Regions from separate parts of the Homo sapiens genome. Here region 1 is linked to region 2. Evidence: read pairs that join two places in POLR2A ChIA-PET (ENCODE). Cell type or tissue: PC-9. All regions are shown on one strand. Links, peaks and the distances in the headings refer to the core of each region. The heading gives the core; the rest is flanking DNA.

The links. Peaks named below come from ENCODE experiments on the same cell type or tissue, not always from the same donor. Only the 100,000 strongest peaks of a DNase experiment are listed, where the experiment ranks them.
Region 1: POLR2A ChIA-PET joins it to region 2 with 5 read pairs; 1 of 35 experiments calls an interaction of 5 or more read pairs at or near these places.

Annotation. Positions count from the first base shown.
Region 1 is chr11:110,159,578-110,162,504 of GRCh38, forward strand. The region is part of intron 4 of ZC3H12C (zinc finger CCCH-type containing 12C); the gene reads left to right. Among named protein-coding and RNA genes, the nearest start is that of ZC3H12C, 68 kb to the left of the region's middle. In PC-9, for the core only: no CTCF peak of the experiment used is centred there; no DNase peak of the experiment used is centred there; H3K27ac peaks cover 183 bases.
Region 2 is chr11:108,522,801-108,525,727 of GRCh38, forward strand. The region is part of intron 4 of EXPH5 (exophilin 5); the gene reads right to left. Among named protein-coding and RNA genes, the nearest start is that of POGLUT3, 26 kb to the left of the region's middle. In PC-9, for the core only: no CTCF peak of the experiment used is centred there; a DNase peak (open chromatin) is centred at 1,871.

The sequences.
Region 1 (2,927 bases), core at 248-2,747, 1.6 Mb after region 2:
ACTGTCCAGACTTCACACAGGTTTCTAACAACTGATCTCCCCACTGATCCTCAGTGGGAGTCAGGAAAACTGCAGAATCATTGCCAGAGGAGGCCCGGTGTGAGTGGCAGGCCCCACCTTTCCCTGTAAGTCACTCATAGAACACCTAAGGTAGAGGAAGTCTTCTAAGACTATGTCTGGAGAACCTGAGGAAACAGACACTGGGGAAATTCCCATCTTCACCCTCAAAGGACTGCCTTTTAAAATCAATTTAGAGCACTGATAGCTTACTAAATAAGCCATGCTTGGCTTAACAACAGGGATACGTTCTGAGAAATTCATCTTCAGGCGATTTCATTGTGGGTATGAACATCATAGAGTGTACTTACACAAACCAGCTGGAACAGCCTACTACACGCCTAGGCGATGTGGTACATATAGCCTGTTGCTTCCAGGCTACCAACTTGTATAGCATGCTACTGTACTGAATACTGTAGGCAACTGTAATACGATGGTATGATATGTTTGTATATCTAAACATACCTAAACACTGAAGAGGTATATATACCATAAAATATGGTATAAAAGATTTCTAAATGGTATGTCTCTGTAGGGCACTTACCATGAATGGGGCTTGCAGGACGGGAAGTTGTCCTGAGTGAGTCAGTGAATGAATGGTGAGTGAATGTGAACGGCTAGGACATTACTATAAACCACTATAGACTTTATAAACACTGTATACTTAGGCTATGCCAAATTTATCAAAAAATACTTTTCTTTTTTCAATAATATATTAACCTTGGCTTATAACTTTTTTACTATTAATATATAAACTTCTTAGTTTTTAAAACTTTTTTCTCTTTTGTAATACCACTTAGCTTAAAACATTGTACAACTGTACAAAAACATTTTCCTTCTTTATATCCTTATTCTATAAGCTGTTTTCTATTTTTATTTTTTTTTCTTTTTAAAGTGTTTGTTAAAAACTAAGACACAAACACATTATCCTAGGCCTGCACAGGGTCAGGATCATCAAAATCACTGTCCTCCACCCCCACATATTGTTCCCCTGGAAAGTCTCCAGGGGCAGTACTATGCGTGGAGCTGTCATCTCCTATGGTAACGATGCCTTTTGAAATACTTCCTGAATGAACTGCATGAAGCTGTTTTACAGTTAACATTATTTTAGAAGTAGAAGGAATACACTCTAAAATAAAAACAAAAAGTATAATATAGTAACTATATAAACCAGTAACATAGTTGGGGATATTTTGTTTTCTTTTGTTTTTTTGTTTTTTGAGACGGAGTCTTGCCCTGTCGCCCAAGCTGGAGTGCAGTGGTGCCACCTCAGCTCACTGCAACCTCCGTCTCCCAGGTTCAAGCAATTCTCATTCCTCAGCCTCCTGAGTAGCTGGAATTACAGGCACGCCCCATCACACCTGGCTAATTTTTGTGTTTTTTTTTTTTAGTAGAGACGAGGTTTCACCATGTTGGCCAGGCTGGTCTCGAACTCCTGACCTCAAGTGGTCTGTCTGCCTTGGCCTCCCAAAATGCTGGGATTACAGGCATGAGCCATCACGCACAGCCAGTGACATCATGGTTTATCGAGTATTATGCGCAGTCCATAATAGTATGTGCTACACTTTTATACGACTGGGGGCATGGTAGCTTTGTTTGTACCAGCATCAGCATGATCACAAACACATGTGTAATGCATTGTGCTATTACGTTACCAGCAACTTTTCAGCTCTACCGTCATATATGCAGTCCATTGTTGACCAAGATGTTATGCAGTGCGTGACTGTACCTGAATTTTTAAAGTTCTTATAGTAATGTAAGACTCTGGTCATGATCAGAGTCTAAAAGTTGATGAATGAACGAATGACATCAAGCATGTCTCATGAGAAGTAAATATATTTCTAAATATGTAGAAAAAGTTCACCTCTTGTGCTAATTAAAAATGCAAATGAATCTAAAAAGAATATATTTTCTCATTTAATTCACAAAAATAATTTTGTGTGTGCCTTATGCTATTAAAGAGGCACTGATAGGTTATTTGGCAGAGGTTCACAGAAGCCTCAAGAATATTGTGTTCCATCAACCCAAAAATCTCATTTCTTGGAATATATACTGAGGAATAAATAAAGACCAGATGTGTTCATTTCTGTATTATTTATAATTGCAAGAATTCAAGGGCAACTAAATGTACAATAGAGAAATCAATCAAATTATGATACATCTCCTACTGGAATATTATTCAGCTCTTCAGAGTTCTTATGAAAAAAAGAATTATGCCAGGTGTGGTGGCTCATGCCTGTAATCCTAGCACTTTGGGAGGCCAAGGCAGGTGCATCACCTGAGGCCAGGAGTTTGAGACCAGCCTGGCCAACATGGCGAAACCCCGTCTCTACTAAAAATCCAAAAAAAATTAGCTGGGCATAGTGGTGGGCGCCTGTAATTCCAGCTACTTGGGAGGCTGAGGCAGGAGAATTGTTTGAACCCCAGGGGGGCGGAGGTTGCAGTGAGCTGAGATGGTACCACTTCACTCCAGCCTGGGTGAAACAGCAAAACTCTGTGTCAAAAAGAAAAAAAGGATTATTATGAAGGCTATTAAGAAACATGGGAAAGTTTTTTTATGTTAAAAAGGCAAAGTGTAAAATTGTATTTGTGTTTGATTAAAGCCATGTAAAATGATGTGTGCACAATGAAAATGACTTAAATCTAACACAGACCTGGAAAGTAATTGTATTAAGATTGTGGGATTGAGTGACTTTATCTTCTGTTTTGTAACATGTAGTGTTACCATATTGTTTTGTAATAATAAACACTGTGGTTGCTAAGTGTTACTACTCAGCCATGTTGACACTCCTGTAAGGGTTCATACATTATTCCCATTATTCACATTTTATAGGTAAATACTTGGGTTTAAGTTCAAATGGTAATATAAT
Region 2 (2,927 bases), core at 311-2,810:
GAAGCCTATTTCCCAGCCCTGGCCTAGAGGATAAGGATGTTCAAACACCTTTTTTGCAGCACAATTGTGTCAAAATCCTTTCCAATTTTTTTTTTTTTAAGAGACAGGGACTTGCTCCATCACCCAGGCTGGAGTGCAGTGGTGCAATCACAGCTCACTGTAACCCCGAACTACTGGCTCAAGCAATCCTCCCACCTCAGCCTCTTGAGTAACTGGGGCTATAGATGTGTGCCACCATGCCTAATTTTTTAATTTTTTGTAGAAATGGGTTTGCTATGTTGCCCAGGCTGGTCTCAAACTCCTGGGTGCAAGCAACCCTTTCACCTTGGCATCCTAAAGTGCTGGGATTACAGGCATGAACCACCACGCCCAGCCTCCAACTTTCTTGTATTTGAACAAAATTACTCATTTATTTTTAATATACTTAAAAATATCCTCTCTTACTGAATCCTTATAACAAATTTGTGAATTAAGTAGGAATTATCATTCCCATTTTTTCAGATGAGGAAACTGTATCTCATGCAAGTGCCTTACTGAAGTCACATGAATAATCTATATGGTGGCACTGGCTACTCATACTCATATGATCTGATCCCAAACCCTCTTCTTTCCATTATTTTTTTTTACCGTTATTTCACTAATGTACATATCTTCAGTTAGATGGTAAACTCTCTGAAGAAAGGAAACTTGTCTTAGACATTCCATGCCTTTCATTGTATATGGCATGACACTTTGCACATAGTTATGAATTGATTTATGATATACCAAGGTGGAAAACTAACTATATAAGGCTGTGTGTGGTGGCTCATGTCTGTAATCTCAGCATTTTGGGAGGCCAAGGCGGGCAGATTGCTTGAGCTCCAGAGTTCAAGACCAGCCTGGGCAACATGGTGAAGCCCTGTCTCTACCAAAAATACAAAAACTTAGCAGGCTTGATGGAACATGTCTGTAGTCTCAGCTACTTGGGAGGCTGAGGTGGGAGGATCGCTTAAGCCCTGGGGGCAGATGTTGCAGCAAGCAAAGATTGTGCCACTGCACTCCAGCCTGGGTGACAGAGTGAGACTCCATCTCAAAAAATAGAAAACTAATTATATAAGATTACTAGTATATATTATTAACAGACATTGAGACACTGAAGATTTGTAATATTAGGATTCAGAAAAGCACTTTGGAGGCAGGACAGTATAGTGGTTAAGCACATGAGCTCTACATAGGTTCCAATCCTGGCTCTGCCCATTAATATTTACATGACTTTGGGATTACTAATATATATTATTACAGAAATTGAGACACTGAAGATTTGTAATATTAGGACTCAGAAAAGCATGTTGGAGGCAGGACAGTGTAGTGGTTAAGCACATGAGCTCTACATAGGTTCCAATCCTGGCTCTGCCCATTAATATTTATATGACTTTGGGCAAGTTATCTAATCTCTTTGTACCTTAGTTTCTTTCTTGGTAAAAGGAAAATAACAGCAACAATAACAATACCCATTGCCTAGGGTTGCTGTAAGAATTAGGTGAATTAATATTAATAGTTGTGATGCATTTAGAATGATGTCTAGCACTTAGTAATCCTTATTGTTGCTGCTACTATTCTTTTGTGGTTATAGAGAATTTCCTGGAAGACTCCTGTTGATGCTGGTAGCCAAATGAGGTAGAAAAGTATCCCACAGGATGAGAGGCCATTGCAAAATGCTGGCTTTCAGGATCTCAGTTACATGGTACATAAAATAGGCTGAAGAAAATGAGGTCTTTTACACAACTCCAATTCACTCCACTGATACTGTCTGTGATTCTGACCTGACTAGACAAACAAACCTCTGTCATAGAGTAGCCTTAGAGTACTTGAGAACTTCCTAGGGCAGCCAAACCTGTAGAACAGCTGTCAGAGCTGAAGCCTAAACTCACTGATGTTATCAAATGCCTTGGTAAAATCAACAAATTAAATTTTCAAGGTGTTCCTGAATTTGTTCCATGTCTGTTCTCCTGCACAGGTCATATCCACCAATGTAGCTGCAACTTAAAACCACTCATTCATTTCTTCTTTCAATTACTGAGTGTTCAGTTTGTGCCAGGCAGTGGGGATACACAGCCTGATATGGTTCGGTTGTGTCCCCAACCAAATCTCATCTTGAACTGTAGCTCCTATAATTCCCACGTGTTGTGGGAGGGACCCAGTGGGCGATGACTGAATCACGGGGGCGGTTTCCCCCATACTGTTCTCGTGGTAGTGAATAAGTCTCATGAGATCTGATGGTTTTATAAGAGGTTTTCCCTTTAGCTTGGCTCTCATTCTCTCTTGCTTGCCACCATGTAAGATGTGACTTTCACCTTCCGCCATGATTGTGAGGCCTCCCCAGCCACATGGGACTGTGAGTCCATTAAGCCCCTTTTTCTTTAAATTACCCAGTCTTGGGTATCTCTTTATCAGCAGCATGAAAACAAACTAATACACAGGCCCTGCCTGAGGAGCCCACACCAATCTGGACAAAAAGCCCAGTGTAAGAAGTGCCACATTGGAGGTGTGTTCCTAAGGGTACAGAGCTGGCAGTATCACTGGACAGTAGCCAGAGTTTGTTCAGAGATAAGGAGTAGTCAAGTGGCCCAGGCATGCTCCTAAACATCCTGCAATACGCAGGAGTCCAAAATGTCAATGGTGCTGAGATTGAGAGAAACCCTGGGCTAGATGATCTCTAAGTGTTTCTCTAGCTCTAAAATTTCTATGTTTTCTGAAATTTCTATGTGTCTTTTGCTTCTTTTAAGCTTATGCAAATGTTTAAGTAGCAGCTTCCTTCTTTTTTAAGTGGAAGATCATCTAATAATATAGTACAACTTCCCATGAAATAGTGGAATCTGCTTGTACCATTCCTGCCTGGCTGCCAACCAAGTGATGAGAAGTTCATCACCTCAAATCTTGGGGAGAAT